Regions from separate parts of the Mus musculus genome. Here region 1 is linked to region 2. A link is a loop called in an ENCODE intact Hi-C map of the cell type or tissue named here. Cell type or tissue: gastrocnemius. All regions are shown on one strand. Links, peaks and the distances in the headings refer to the core of each region. The heading gives the core; the rest is flanking DNA.

The links. Hi-C counts contacts between places; a loop is a spot of excess contacts. Peaks named below come from ENCODE experiments on the same cell type or tissue, not always from the same donor. Only the 100,000 strongest peaks of a DNase experiment are listed, where the experiment ranks them.
Region 1: a loop joins it to region 2, with 2.5 times the contacts of the local background. A loop is called at or near these places in 27 of 42 quality-filtered maps.

Annotation. Positions count from the first base shown.
Region 1 is chr13:67,633,644-67,641,982 of GRCm38, forward strand. Zfp729a (zinc finger protein 729a) reads right to left here and starts at 4,138. Exons shown (of 4, transcript NM_183146.4): 1 at 4,004-4,138. The coding sequence starts at 4,039. In gastrocnemius, for the core only: a CTCF peak has its summit at 3,721; DNase peaks (open chromatin) are centred at 3,815 and 4,202; H3K4me3 peaks cover 1,631 bases; H3K27ac peaks cover 1,350 bases.
Region 2 is chr13:67,678,449-67,686,787 of GRCm38, forward strand. It overlaps Zfp738 (zinc finger protein 738), which reads right to left and starts at 5,064. Exons shown (of 4, transcript NM_001001187.3): 1 at 4,955-5,064. The coding sequence starts at 4,990. In gastrocnemius, for the core only: no CTCF peak of the experiment used is centred there; DNase peaks (open chromatin) are centred at 4,855 and 5,117; H3K4me3 peaks cover 1,730 bases; H3K27ac peaks cover 1,507 bases.

The DNA.
Region 1 (8,339 bases), core at 31-8,030, 45 kb before region 2:
TTATGTGATATGCTGGAGATCTGGGATGGGAGAGGCTCCTGTGAGCCTATAGGGGTGACACTAGTTGAGACTCCTAACATTAGGGAAGATGCAACCTAAAATGGTTACCTCCTGTAGCCAGGCAGTACTCCCAGGGGAGAGATGAGGATGCCAAACCTTCAGCTCAAAATGTGTCCTGCCTACAAAAAGTGCATGGACAAAGATGGAAAAGAGACTGAGGAAATAGCCAACTAATGATGGGCCCAACGTGGACAGTTTCCATGGATAAGAACTTTCACTGATACTCTGTTAGGCTTGCAGACAAGCCTGGTTTAACTGTCGTCTGAGAGGACCCATCCAGCGACTCTCTGAAACAGATGCAGAGACCTACAGTCAAACATTATTAGCCAGAGCTGAGGGAATATTGTAGAAGAGTTGGGGAAAGGATTGTGGGATTGGGAGAGGGTAGGGACTCCACAAAAGACCAACGGAGTCAACTACTAACCTGGACCCTTGTGGGTTTCCAGAGAGGGAACCACCAAGCACAGAGCATACATGGACTAGACCCACAGCTCACCTCCACACATATGTAGCACAAAGGCCGCTTGGCCTTCATATGGATCTCCCAAAGCCTGAAGTGGAGGTTATCCCTGACCCTGTTTCCTGACAGTGGAGCCTGAGTCGCGATCTGGGCTGCCTCACCTAGCTTCATTGGAAAGGTATGTGTCTACTCCTCCAGTGACTACATGTGCCAGTAGGGGTTGGTCGGGGAGGAAGGAAGTGGTGCATGGGGAGAGGGGCAATGGGAGGGGGTCCTGGGAGAAGACTGGGCGGGGGGGCTGTGATTGGGATGAAAAGTAGCTAAATACACAAATGAATGGACAAGAAAGAAGAAAGAAAAGTGTCCTTGAACTCACTGACAGACATATTTTAAAGGCAGAAAATGACATCAACCTGTGCTTCTCGGGTGTATTCCTTTCTTCTTTTGATGCCCATCAAAATCAGTACAAATGAGGTTTCTGCATTCTTTTCATGGCCACTTGACATGCACACAGCCCAGACCAGAAACTGAATGACATCACCCAACACAGGACCCTTCAGAGTTTCCCAGAACGACCTGTCTAACATAACAAGGTTGCTGCCTGAGTCTGTTAAAATGAGTGAGTCGATTATTCATACCATCGCTCACAGTATTAGAATGAAATGAAAAGAGCCTCGAGGAAAAGGGCAGGACTGCAAGCATAGGAGACTGGACTCCTCCCTGAGGAAGAGGAAGGAAACCCACCTTGACAGATTACTGCCTGGATGGCGGTGATACCACATGTGACAGACAGTGGTAGATGCAGTTGTCATTTTCCATTGGCAGAGTCAGATGTTCTGAAAACTTTCAGGTAAAGTCAGACAGCCCATGGGGTCAGGACAGAAAATAATAGAGAATAGTCAGAGTACAAAGAAAGGCTAACATTCCCTGCTAGTCAAGCAAGGCAGAGAGAATGCCCCCCACCCTAACTGCTTGCACAGTAAATGTAAGCAAGATCCTGATCTTCAACACAAGTCATTAACAAAAGGATGCTAGCAAAATACTAGATTGGTAAGGTTTTAGGATTAGGAAGATATCAAGTGGATGGATTCTAGTTAGGTCACTGGTGCTCAGAACTGAGAGCAACAGAAGTAATTACTACACCCAATACAGTATGCTTTAAAAGTCTTTTAAATCAAGGGGTCTCAAGTAGCTTAGGCTCCCCTGAGTTGGCTATGAAGGAAAGGATGACTTTGAACTCCAGGATTCCTGATTCCTCCCCCAAAACACAGAGATGAATGACACAATAGGCTTTAGCTCACTTGTCTATCATAGGGCTGATTAATAGAAAATATACGACTATTTGGTGTCTGTAAGTTTATATATGAGCACCCTGCTGTACCCTCTCTATGTTGTAATGAATGTGTTTTGGTGTACAAGGTAGCATGTGATTCCCGACTTCATATACTGTTATATTTTCCCTACCGATTAGCATCATTAACTAGGAAATGTTTATTTATTCTAGATGTGGTTGCAAACTCATTGAAAATTCCAGTAGCTAGGACAAGGTGGTCTGAAGCCCATGCTTCCTGACAGTAGACTTGAATGCTGTAAGTCAGGCTCCAGCTCTGGCTCACAAACACTTGGTTTGACTGAAGAGTGATAATATAAGCAAGATCCCCTGAGATAGGGGAGGGGCTGTGGAGGAGAAATCCTGAAAACAAAAAACAAAAACAAAAAACCAAACAGACAAAAAAACCTGTGTGTATTCTGTGAATGCAAAACTCTTGTAAGGAGTCTGTGGGTGCAGAGTCTGATGGCCCACGTGGAAGTTCACTGAGAGGCAGAGCCTGGAATTCTGCAGGTTTAGGGTTAGCTGTCTTACCTTGGGCTGGTTTTACCTTCAGGGTCAGTCCTTGCCTCACTCTGTAGTCGGCCACACAGCTTGTGACAATAGATAAAAACCTCCCAGAATCCACTGACTAGGCAGAACATGAGCTTCTATCAATCCAAAAGCTAAAATCTCATCAGATGGTATCTTAGACATTGAAAATATCTCCAATGTCTCATAGTGCATGCCTCTATCAGACTCACACCAATGTATTTCAAATTTTCCTTGGTCAATGACATTATTTGTTCTGTACAACCATGAAACTGGTTCCATGTTGGAGTATGGAATTTGGTTTAAACTAAATCTATGTTCTTAGATCATGGCTACTCAAATAGCTGTGGACTAAACAATTCTCTTAGCCCTTTAAGAGGAGAACTGTGCATTTTTACATGAACATAAACCTACTATGTGTAAATCATAAGACCCCAAGAGTGCCACGGCTTTTGAAATTTATATTACAACTTTTCAAAATATTTATTTATTTATTTATATGAGCATTCTTTTGCTGACATACCAGAAGAGAACATCAGATCCAATAATAGACGGTTGGGAGCCAACAAGTGGTTGCTGGAATTAAACTCAGGACCTTTGGAAGAATAGGCATGCTCTTAACCAATAAGCCATCTCTCCTTCCCTATCTTACAGCTTTTCAAATACAGTTGAAAAAATTGGAGAATTCTTTCTAAAACTATTAAGGGTGTGTCACTAAACCTGAATGTCACATTGAGGGACAAAAGAAAATTTAAAAGAGTTCAGACACTGCTGATAACGTGAACTCTAGGAAGAAAAGCACGTGAAGAGACAACAATGTACAGAGTCTGGCAGATTAGAAAGCAATGCACAGAGCCTGGCAGATGAGCAGAGGCATTTCCCCCTTCCCTTTCAGACTTTCCAGTGCCACCCTGTGATCTCTCATCACCCCAAGTCGTCTCTCACATCTGAAAAGGAGTCAAAATTTTGGACACAACACATACTCAGAACTGTTGAGGTATTATTGTCTAGTGATTTTTAATCTTTAGTGTAAAATCCTATTTATTTGGATTGTGCAAACACTGGTTCATACCAACTACAAGATTATTTTGTGGTTTTATAGCCATGTATTGTCGCATTCAGGTCACAAAGGTGTCTATCAGAAAATGTGATTTGAATCAGGGCATCCGTGAGTCTAACAATTCATTCCAAAGGAACAGGAACTAACATCCCACACAACAGTTTGCCCTCCCTCACAGGATTCTTGCTCCTTGGACACTAGGAACTTTAGGAAGCTGTTTGAGCTCAAACCAGGAGTAGTCTCCAGGACATAACATACAGAGGGCGCTACAAGTCCAAGTGCTCTGTATGCCCTGAGAATCTGACTACAGTCACGTGAGAACGGGTCAGCTAGGTAATGATGAGTGCGCTCCCGTCAGCATCTCGGGAACAGGCAGTCAGCAGACCCAGCCTGCCCTTGCCATCCTGTTGTTTTCAACCTTCTCCCCTTCAAACCCGTGCCCAGGCGCAGCGGCCCAGCTTAGGTCAGCACAGCATCTCCAGGTCAGCAGCTTCCTGCCTCTCAACAAGCCCGAGCCAGCTCCCTCCGTGCCCTACCTGCCACCCTGCACAGCCCCTCAGACCTGAAAGAAGGCGCTGGTCCCTGCACCGAACTCCATCTCAGAAATCCAGATGCAGCGCTGAGCAGGACAACTGCATACATTTGAGGAGTGAAGTTTGAAGGAAGAATAAGGAAGTTCGAGTCCGATGGCCCTTTCTAATGACGAAACAGGAACCAGGACTACACTTCCCACAAGTCAGTTGGAAGGACTTACAGGGACCCCACCTAAGATGTCTTGTGCATTGCCTGCCTTGCGGTCCAGCTGTGGGCAGCTGAAGTTGGAAAGAACTAAGCTGCAGCACATGGGCAGCCACAGGGAAAGTGGGCTTTTAAAAAAGTCTTTGGTTACAGCAAGCGATGTTAGCCTGTGAGCTGAGTTTCACAGTAATGTTTATCACATTTCCTTGTTATCTCTGCTAAAACATTGTGAGATTAAAGCTTCGATCTTTCTTTCTTTTTTTTTTTTCCCCTTGGTTTTTTAAAGCACAGATTTACTTATGGAATATTACTACCGAATGGAAAATTCATGCTTTCATTGTTTATTTAAAATATGAAAGCAGGAAGTTAATGTAGGAGTGGGCATTATCTCTTTAATATGCTATCAAAACCATCCCAGGTGCTGAAGACAGAATTAGAAATCAAACTGAGTCACCACGAAGTGTTTTCTGAGCACTTGCTTTCCTCCTCTGAATCTCTCCCAAGAGGAGGGGCAGAGCTCCTTGGATCACAATGGTGTGTGTACTGGCTCTTCAATTTCCCTCTGTGTTTGGTTTGATGTTCCTTATTGATTTTCCTGTCTCCACTGATCCTGTCATCATTCACATTTGATAATACTTGAACATTACTGGTAGCTGCCTTGCACTTCCCTCACTTCTCCTAAACAGAACACCGAGATAGTTCCTCCTGGAATTCAAAGGTATCAGAAATATGTTCATATCACTGTAAAATGAGGTCGATGTATTAAAGAAGTTAGACTGGAAACTTGGAGTATGGAGAATTCCCATCTTTTCGTGGGAAGGTTTATTCCTGTGTAGTTCATGCTTGAGTTAAAGCTACAAATGGCATTACAGAAAAGTCTTCATACTTCCCTGAGGCACAATAATTCAAAGCCAAGCTGTTTCAGAGCAGAGACTGTGCAAAATCCCATTCCAATTTTTCTTCTCTAGGGAGTGTGTTTGCCTAGGGATCAGAACAGATTCCTTAACTTAGAAAAACTAGAGTCAACAAGCAGTACATTCACCTGGACATTTGATTGGCATGTCTGTTTAGAATGAGGTCATGAGTGGTCTGTCATCCCCCTGATGGCTGTAGTGAAGGGCATTGCCAACAACCAGAAGGACTTAACATTTCTGAGCATAGTTAGTTTTCCAATATGTGTATGTGTTGAGGTTTGGTATGTTGCTATGTATTGTAATACTAAATTTTATATCTGAAGGTCTAAGCTTACCATGGACCTCTCACATTTAAAAGGTTCTGTTGTGCAAACCTTGTTCCTTGATTGAAAACTATTAGTTAAATCAAATTTGGTACAGCCTATTACTGGAAGGACTAGAAGTAGGTGGCTTTTGAGTTAGGTGGTATGGGGTGGAGAAGAGAGAGAAGGAAAAGAGGCCAGGAAAAGGAGGAAGAATGGGTGAAGAGGATGAGCTGCCATGGGGGGGGGGTGTACATGGCTGGGAGAAACATTAAGTATCTGAAGTACACCACTGGGAAGGTAGCCAAGAAAGCAGTTAGAGGAAGAGTAAATTAGGGGTTGAACCCCAGTACTTGTCAAAGCCAGATGAAATAACCTCGAGTCTGAACCTCTTTTACTTGTAAGCTAGTTAGGGATAAGCCCTTATGAAAGAAAACATTTAATTGGAACTGGCTTACATTTTCAGAGAGTCAGTTCAATATCATCATGGTAGAAAGCATGGTAAGGTTTAGGCAGAAATGAGAGGTCTACATTTTTATCTGCAGGCAGCAGAAGGGGGTCTGTCTTCTGCATACAGCAAGGAAGAGGCTCTGGGTCACACTGGCCAGACTCAACCACATATATGAGTTATCCAAACAACACCTCCTGACATGCTTCCTGTAGAAAGACTATACCTCAAATCAGGCCATACCTCCTAACAGTACAACTTCCCATGGACCAAGCATATTCAAACTATCAGTGTCTCCTTGTTATACAATAATCAAACCACTAAAGATTAGAATCAGTTCCTCAGGAAATAGACAAGATTATGTTTTCAATAAAAAGATATAGACTGTGATAACTCTAGCTTGTGTCAATTTGACACAAAATCAACCAGTCCGATGGCCATGTAATTCATTACCAGATTTGTGAAACCTTTCAGAAGCAAGGCTAATAAACCCTTTCCTCCCCAACTTGCTTCTTGGTCATGATGTTTGTGCAGGGATAGAAACCATGACTAAGATAATTTGGTACTAGGAATGGGGTATTCATTTGACAACCTGACTATGTTTTGGGGAGGACTGTGGAAAGATTTTGGAACTTTTCGCTAGAAGATCCATTTTGTGTTAAGTGCTCTGTGGTATGTTCTATAGGAGCTTGGAAAATAATGTTAAGAAGAGTGCAGAAGATGGAGGCCTGGCTTGTGAAATTTCAGAGGGAATATTAAAGACTCTTATCAGAAAAAAAAAGAAAAGAAAGAAAGAAAGAAAGCTGAGCAAGCCAGTGGAGGCAAGCCAATAAGAAACATCCCTCCATGGCCTCTGCATCAGCTCCTGCTTCTTGGCCTGCTTGAGTTCCAGTCCTCACTTCCTTTGGTGATGAACAGAAGTGTGGAGGTGTAAACTGAATAAACCCTTTCCTCCCCAACTTGTTTCTTGGTCAAGATGTTTGTGCAGGAATAGAAACCCTGACTAAGACAATTAGTTACCATTGTCTAAATAACAGTCTTTATTCAGAATCATCTGAAATAAGTTTTTATATGCAAAAGAAGTTTCTCTGCATATTGAGAACTATATTAAGAGGTTTAGAAAAATCTGATATAAACATGAGAGTTCTGATTTGACTTCTGACTCTGAATTATGTTACTTATGTTTTCTGATTTATAACCTGCTTCTCCTGATTTATTGCCATCTGTGTAAAAGGTAGGAGCTTTCGAAAATATTGTTCATCTCAATAACTGAGGAAGAATCCAATTAGTCTGTGTGTGTGTGTGTGTGGTTTGTTGTTGTTTTTGCTTTTGTGGGGTTTTTTTTGTTAATTTCTTCCCCCCCAAAATTATTGCAAGTTCCTTGCCAATCCTTATTGATTACCTATAATGTGATAACTTCAGCATTAGTGTAAGGCACTGCAATCTATGATGGGTTTATTCTTGGTAATTGATGAAGTGTTATTCTCCCTCTCATAATCAAATTAAAAAATTTTCTGTATATGTTTGTAACTTTTTGCTCTGTTTATGTGTTTGAAATATCTATTCTAATATATTATCTTTTCTATATATGAGAATTCCTGTGAGGGAATGAAAGAAGCCAAAAATAACACAATCTAGTTTGGGATTCAAGCAGTCATCCTATATCTCTTTTCTACCAGAGTCAATTATTTTTTAGATTCAGCAGATAATTTTCATGGAGTACTTAAGTTTGCATCACCTTGTAAAATTTGAAATAAATCCCCACCTCTTACATCCAATCCAATTGTGGGCCTTAGCTAATTGTTGTTTTAACAAAATCTCAATTGTTTGATTTTACCAATGAACACTTGGGAGTCAGATGCCAGGGCGAAAGCCTGATATCTCAGCGAGGCAGAGAAAGCACCTTGCTGACATTCTTTCTCAGCTGATTTATCTCAGAAGGAATCCTCTTTCTCTCATGCCTTTTTAAACAACCTCCTCCAAAAATAATGTCCCTCTTCCTATTTCCTATGTGTTTATCAATCAGTCCGTCCTCCTGTCTCTCTTACACTCTCTGCTCTTTCCTTAATAATCTTATGTTTGGTTCCTGTCAATTTGTTGCATCTGAAAGGAAATAAAACTGTAATTCATGTAATGTATGTTAAATAGCCCAAAGAGTTGTTTCTGAGCTTTGAAACCTGGGGCTGAGAACATAGCAGAACAGACCAGGACATGCCCGGGCAAGCCCATCGCCTCCCTAGCTCCCACCCCTCTGACCTAAGTTAAATGTTACAGGCTGCTGATGTTTAAATGGACCAATCATGTGAAACCGCGCCAATTCCTCCCCCAGCCCCACTCCTTTTCTATAAAACCCCCTAGCTTCCAAGCCTCTTGGTCGAATCCACTGTCTCCTGTTATGTGAGATACGTTTCTACCCGGAGCTCCGCCATTAAAAACCTCTTGTTGTTACATCAAGGTGTTGTGTTCTATTCGTGATTCTTGGGTGCACGCCGAATC
Region 2 (8,339 bases), core at 253-8,252:
GTGGATCAAAAAACCTCAACATAAAACCAGATACACAGGTTGGAGAGATGGCTCAGCAGTTAAGTGCTCTGACTGCTCTTCCAGACGTTCTGACTTCAAATCCCAGCAACCACATAGTGGCTCACAACGATCTGTAATGGGATCTGATGCACTTTTCTAATGTGTGTCTGAAGAGAGCTGCAGTGCACTCATATAAATACAAAATAAAACTGTAAAAAACCAAACCAACAAATACTCTAAGTCTAATAGAAGAGGAAGTGGGGAGTAGCCTTGAATGCATTGGTATAGGAACAACTTACTGAACAGAACACTAATAACTAAGGCACTAAAATAAACAATTAATGAGTGGGATCTCATGCAACTGGAAACCTTCTGTAAAGCAAAGGACACTGTCATATTGACAGCCTCCAGAATGGGAAGATTTTCAGCAACCCAAAATCTCACAGTGGGCTGATATGCAATTATATTAAAAAACTCAAGAAGTTGGACAGCAGCAAACCCAATAACCCAGTTAAAAAATGGGTACAGAGCTAAGCAGAGAATTCTCAACAGAGGGAAACACTTTAACAAGTTTCTTTGGTCATCAGGGAAATGCAAATCAAAGTGACTCTGAGATTCTACCTTACACCCACAGCACATGCAGGCAAGGATATAGGTAGGGCAATGGAAACACTCCTTGCTTGCTGGTGGGAATGCTAAGTTATATAATCACTATGGAAATCAATGTGGAGGTTTCTCAGAATAATGGGGATAGCTCTTCCTCAAGTCTCAGAGAGATCACTCTTGGGCATATACCCAAAAGATGTCCTACCATACCACAAGGACACTTGCTCAACTATATTTGTAGCAGCTTTATTCATATCAGCCAGAAACTGGAAACAACACAGATATCCCTAAGGGACAATGGATAAAGAAATTGTTATTCATTTACACAGCAGACTATTACTCAGCTATTAAAAACAAGGATATCATGAAGATTACAGGCAAATTGATGGAACTAGAAAACGTAGACTTTTTTCAAAACTTACTTTAAGTAGAGTTCTCAAATGTTTCAACCTTCTTTCTAGCCCACATACCAGTGGTTGGGGACAAAAAAGATAAATAGAAAACAGGGGTTATGGCCCTATTTAGAAGTAGTTCCTTGGGGTAGTTCCAATATTTGTTGTCAGGATATCAGCAATTGTACTCGAGATAGTTATGTGTCAACTTAACACAGCTGGAGTCATCACAGAAAAAGGAGCTTCAATTGAGGAAATGCCTCCATGAGATCCAACTGTAAGGCATTTTCTCAATTAGTGATCAAGCCCCTTATGGGGGACCATCTCTAGGCTGGTAATCTTGGTTCTATAAGAGAGCAGGCTGAGCAAGCCAGGGGAAGCAAGCCAGTAAGGAACAACCCTCTATGGCCTCTGCATCAGCTCCTGCTTCCTGACCTGCTTGAGTTCCAGTCCTGACGTCCTTGGTGATGAACAGCAGTATGGAAGTGTAAGCCGAATAAACCCCTTCCTCCCCAAATTGCTTCTTGGTCATGATGTTTTGTACAGGAATAGAAACCCTGACAAAGTCAAATTGGTACCAGCATAGTGGGGTATTCCTGTGACAACCTAACCGTGTTTTGGGAACAACTGTGGAAGGACTTTGGAAATTTGGGCTTGAAGATCCATTCATTGTTAAGAGCTGTCAGATGTTGTGTAGGAGCTTGGAAGATAATGTTGAGAACTGTGCAGAAGATGGAGGCCTGGCTTGTGAAATTTCAGAGGGAAAATTAAAGACCCTGTTCAGGGCCATTGCTATTTTGATTGTGGATATTCTGTACTTCTGGTTAGTTGGGGTTGAAGAATCAGCTGTGATTAACAAGATACCAGAACTACCAAAGCAAAAACTTTGCATTACTGGGACTACTGATGCTGGTTAGCTGGAGCTAAGAAATTAGTGGTGATTAAGAAGAGACCAGCATCATTGAGGAAACATCATCTGGGAAGTGTTTTCTCAAAGCACAAAGAGGCTGTGTTCCAGAGATAGCCAAGGTTGTACTCCTGCTGCAGCAGGACTTGGTAACGTGTAAGGGTCACCCATGTGGTACTGGTTTTAAAGGCATGAAGGGGTCACGCAGAGCAGCTGAGGCTCGGCACTGTGAGAGGCCATGGAAGTCCATTGGTGAAGGTGCAGCCACAGTTGCAATTGTCGGCCCACCATTGAAGAGGTCATGCAGTGTTTTGGAGATGCCAGTACCATGAGATGACCACCAAGAACAGCAGCAGTGGAGTACAGGCATCTGGAGCCTAGAGGACAACGCGTGTGCTACAACGGGCATAGCTGGAGAAGTGACCCAAACCCTTGGAGGATCCCAGAAGATCGTGAGTTGGATCCCAGACATTGGATGGTTGGAGATTGATTTTTGCTTTTGATTGTGACTGTGCCCTGTTATTTTCAGTCTTGAAGGAAGAAACTATTTTAGTGGAGCCCACAGTTAAGAGAATTTTAATTGTAAAAAGACTTTGGCTTATAAAAGATATTGGACATTTTAAAGCGATTGACTTTTAATGTTTTAAACTTGGGGATGAATAAGAAACTAAGGGTTGAGGTTTACTAGTGATGTGTTTGTGTGTCAAGTTGACAAGGGGTCAATTGTACTGGCTAGTTTTGTGTCAACTTGACACAGCTGGAGTTATCACAGAAAAAGGAGCTTCAGTTGAGGAAATGCCTCCATGAGATCCAACTGTAAGGCATTTTCTCAATTAGTGATCAAGGGGGAAAGGCCCCTTGTGGGTGGGACCATCTCTGGGCTGGTAATCTTGGTTTTATAAGAGAGCAGGCTGAGCAAGCCAGGGGAAGTAAGCCAGTAAGGAACATCCTCCCATGGTCTCTGCATCAGCTCCTGCTCCCTGACCTGCTTAAGTTTCAGTCCTGACTTCCTTGGTGATGAACAGCACTATGGAAGTGTAAGCCAAATAAACCTCTTCCTCCCCAACTTGCTTCTTGGTCATGATGTTTGTGCAGGAATACAAACCCCGACTAAGACAGCAGTCCAGTCCAATTACAAAACATCAAGCATGAATCAGGACACATAGCAAGATCCAACAGAAAGCACAAGGAACCACTGAATTCATATGAATCAGTAGAAGCAGCCAAAATCCCACAGAAGTTCTTTGGTGCATTTCTCTCTATGTAGTGAAGACCAGCAGAGCTTTGCAGGTCCTATCAATGCAGAAGCATCCTCTCATTGTCTGTGGGGTGCTATTTATCTTCTTTCTAAATATCACCCACGTTCTCAAGCATCTGCTCTCAGCAAAACATCACATGCCCTCTGACGAGACAGCTTCCAGCAAAACATTACGTGACACAACTGAATTTAAAGAAACTAGAAACTTGCACTTCATCTTCCTGAGTGACTTAGCCCAGAACCAAAAGGATATGCATAATATATACTCACTTATAAGTGGATATTAGCTACGAAGATATCCATGATACAATCAACAGACCCAGACACACTAAATAAAAAGGAGGGCCCAATGGAGGATGCTTGATTCTCACTCTTCCTGAGTGTACAATCATGAAACTGATTCCATGTTAGAGTATGGAATTTGGTTTAAACTAAATCTATGTCCTCAGATCATGGCTACTCAAATTGCTCTGTACTAAACTATTCTCTTAACCTTTCAAGAGGAGAACTGTGCATTTTTGAATGATCATAAACATACTATGTGTAAACCATAAGACCGAAAGTATTTTTCTTTCTTTCTTTCTTTCTTTCTTTCTTTCTTTCTTTCTTTCTTTCTTTCTTTCTTTTCTTTCTTTGAGCATTCTTTTGCTGACACACCAGAAGAGAACATCAGATCCAATTATAGATAGTCGGGAGCCACCAAGTGGTTGCTGGGAATTAAACTCAGGACCTTTGGAAGAACAGCCAGATATCTTAACCACTGAGCCATCTCTCCAGTTCTATCTTACAGCTTTTCAAATACAGTTGAAAAACTTGGGAGAATTTTTTCTAAAACTATTAAGAAGGGTGTGTCAGTAAACATGAATGTCACATTAAGGGATAAAGGAAAATTTAAGAGAGTTCAGACAATGCTGATAACATGAACACAAAGAAGAAAAGCAAGTGAAGAGACAACAATGTACAGACTCTGGCAGATTAGAGAGCAATGTACAGATCCTTGCAGATTAGAGTGCAATGTACAGAGCCTGGAAGATGAGCAGAGCCATTTCCCCCTTCCCTTTCAGACTTTCTAGCCCCCCCTGCCATTTCTCATCACACCAAGTCAAGTCTCTCACATCTGAAAAGGAGTCAAAATTTTGGACACAACACATACTCAGAATTGTTGAGGTATTATTGTCTAGTGATTTTTAATCTTTAGTGTAAAATCCTATTTATTTGGATTGTGCAAACACTGGTTCATACCAACTACAAGATTATTTTGTGGTTTTATATCCATGTATTGTCGCATTCAGGTCACAAAGGTGTCTATTAGAAAATCTTATTTGAATCAGGGCATCCGTGAGTCTAACAATTCGTTCCAAAGGAACAGGAACTAACATCCCACACAACAGTTTGCCCTCCCTCACAGGATTCTTGCTCCTTGGACACTAGGAACTTTAGGAAGCTGTTTGAGCACAAACCAGGAGTGGTGTCCAAGACATAACGTATAGAGGGTGCTACATGTCAAGTGCTCTGTATGTCCTGAGAATCTGACTACAGTCACGTGAGAACGGGCCAGCTAGGTAATGATGAGTGCGCTCTTGTCAGCATCTCAGGAACAGGCAGGCAGCTGACCCAGCCTGCCCTTGCCATCCTGTTGTTTTCAGTCTTTTCCCCTTCAAACCCGTGCCCAGGCGCAGCGGCCCAGCCTAGGTCAGCACAGCATCTCCAGGTCAGCAGCTTCTTGCCTCTCAATAAGCCCGAGCCAGCTCCCTCCGTGCCCTACCTGCCACCCTGCACAGCCCCTCAGACCTGAAAGATGGCGCTGCTCCCTGCACCAACCTCCATGTCAGAAATCCAGATGTAGTGCTGAGGACAACTGCATACATTTGAGGAGTGAAGTTTGAAGAAAGACTAAGGAAGCTCGATTCCGAGGGCCCTTTCTGATGACCTCACAAGGGACGGGACTACACTTCCCACAAGTCAGTTGGAAGGACTTACAGGGACCCACAGAAGAGGTCTTGTGCATTGCCTGCCTTGCAGCCCAGCTCTGGGCAGCTGAAGTTAGAAAAAAACAGGCTGCAGCATGTGGGCAGCCACAGGGAAATTGGGCTTTAAAAAAAGTCTTTGGTCACAGCACGCGATGTTAGCCTGTGAGCTGAGTTTCACAGTAATGTTTATCGCATTTCCTTGTTATCTCTTCTAAAACATTGTGAGTTTAAAGCTCGGATCTTTTTTGTTGTTATTGTTGTTTTTGGTTTTTTAAAAAGCACATCTCTACTTATTAGCATCTTACTACGGAGTGGAAAATTAATGCTTTCATGGTTTACTTAAAATATGAAAAAGGAAGATAATGTAAGAGTGGGCATTATCTCTTTAAGATGTTATCGAAACCATCCCAGGTACTTAAGACAGAATTAGAAATCAAAGTGAGTCACCACCAAGTATTTTCTGAGCACTTGCTTTCCTCCTCTGAATCTCTCCCAAGAGGAGGGGCACAGCTCCTAGGATCACAATGGTGTGTGTACTGGCTCTTCAATTTCCCTCTGTGTTTGGTTTGATGTTCTTTATTGATTTTCCTGTCTCCACTGATCCTGTCATCATTCACATTTGATAATACTTGAACATTACTGGTAGCTGCCTTGTACTTCCCTCACTTCTCCTAAGCAGAACACTGAGATCGTTCCTCCTGGAATATAAAGGTATCAGAAATATGTTCATATCACTGTAAAACGAGGTCGATGTATTAAAGAAGTTAGACTGGAAACTTGGAGTATTGAGAATTCCCATCTTTTCGTGGGAAGGTTTATTCCTGTGTAGTTCATGCTTGAGTTAAAGCTACAAATGGCATTACAGAAAAGATTTCATACTTCCCTGAGGCACAATAATTCAAAAGCAAGCTGTTTCAGAGCAGAGACTGTGCGAAATCCCTAAGTAATAAAAGGATTGTCTCTGAATCCTTTGGGTGAGAGCAAGGATTTAAGGTAAACTTCCTTTAAGAAGCATTAGTTAATAAAATACTTTCCACTTAGGAAACAATATACACTGAAAGATTAAAACTCTTGGCTTCAAGTATAGAAGCAGAAACAATAAAAATTTTTCTTACATAAGGTAAAGTTACATTAGCCATACCTAGAGGCAAAATTTTCTAGTGATTACAGTTCACCTGAAGCAAAACTCTTTGAATTTAAGCATTATTTTAAACATCTGAATAGATCTGCAACACTGTTAAAAAGAAATTTTCTTGGACACAGGGAAAAACTTTCTCAGGCACTGTTTGCAAAACACAAGAAGGCCACAAGCCGCTCTGGGGCTGCCCAGAGCCCTGCATTGACTCAAAGGTAAAATACTTTTTTTAATCTGAGCATCTTGGCCCTCCTGTAATAAGGACCAATTCTAGAGGAACAATGTAACCGTCTACGCCTCTAAAGTTTGATACTCTTTCTTAAGATGACTTACAGTTAAAATGTTCTTCACAACTTTAGTGTTGTGAAAAAATTGCCCGTACTGCAGTTTCCTGCCAGGCAGCAACTATAGCCAAAGTGATTGTCTAATCTATTCACAAAGACAAACATAACTAGATAACTCTGTCACAGTTTTGTATGAAGTGAGCTGTATTAGTGCTTTCAAAAGATGATTACTCTTGTAATAATCTTAATTAACAATATATGGGTGAGTAGAAAATCTTAAATTTGCAATGAAACTGCAGGCTGAAGTCAGTGGAACTCTGGCAGTTTTAACCATAATTTTTAAGTTTCTTGTGCAAGGTTAGGATAATACCTACAACCTTGGGAAAGCAAAACCCAAGTTTAAAACAATTTATCATCTTTAAAATCAATATTAGAAGCATTACTATCCCATTACGAAGTTTGGATGCCAATTAATACTTATGAATACCTATTAAAGCAAGCTTTACTGCTTTAATAAAGAGGCATTGTTTTAGATCTTATCTTAAATTTTACTATTTAGGATAGGAACCACATTAATTATTATCTAAACTAGAAATATCTTTAGAAACCCAGCCTCTTGGCCTGCTTTATGCCACGTGTCGGAAGGACTCTAAACTTGAGTTATCAAATTTAACACTAACCATCTATAGCAATGTAACAATTATTAATCTTAACCAACAACTTATGAGCTGGATGTGAAAACATGCAGAGCACATTATCAATAAAAAAGAACCAAATGAAGCAGTTACATTTAGACCAATCAGAGAATATTAATTTTTCTAGCTACAATCATAGAATAAAAGGCACTTTACCATTCTCAAACACATTAGTCAGAAACCATTTATCAGCTTTTTTACTCCGAAACTAAGAGGCTGTGCACTCGCCCTTATTTCCTAAAACGAACAGTTTTTCCAGCAGGGGCCCTCCTGCCACGTGTCTGATTCCTGGCTGAAACACGTGGCAGCTCTCGGCTTTGCAGATAAAGTTTTTTATACCATCTTTATTATCCAACATAAAACATAGAACATTCATTCATACAGACTGGACACGAACATACATGAATTGAACACGAGAACAGATTGGTGCACCAGACATTAGACAAGACACAAAAGGGAACAGAGTACTCCTGCTATAAGGCCCAGAGAGAAATTTCTCTCTGCTTTTTGGAACATTTTCCTCCCTCATGATGCAGTTTTTATTAACTGCGGCAATCCGCCTGATTATTAATTTCCTTTTAATAAACCCTTTCTTTTCTCACGCCTAATGTAGCTTCGGAGAGCCACGGCCTACCGCCTGTTACCCAGCTCCTCTTAAGCTTCACTGCTGAACCTAAGTGAACCAGCGCTCGGGTTTAACGCTGTCTCAGCTTAGCCCATACCTTCTCCGGTATGAATTTCCTTTATCCTTTAATTATTTCATGGAGCTCCGAACCAGCAGTGTCTCTTCCAAAAATCCTTTGCCGTTTCTCAGTCCCGCGTTGGTTCGCCAAATGTTGTGTCCAGCCAGCAGACCACAACCTGGGTTCTAGCCTGGAAAGGCATTTTGGAAACCTGGAAGAGAAGAGGGGCTAGGTGGCGAGATAAAGAAATGCAGCTAAGACAGTTATTCTGATCAAAGCTCAATTTTACTGTTCCGCATGCAATTATAAAGCAGGGGAAGGGGGCCGATTCCTGCCAATTAATCTTGGGGTCCAATAGCAGGGTGACCACGTGCACGGCTCAGAACAGCAAAGCCGCAGGTCCAGCAGT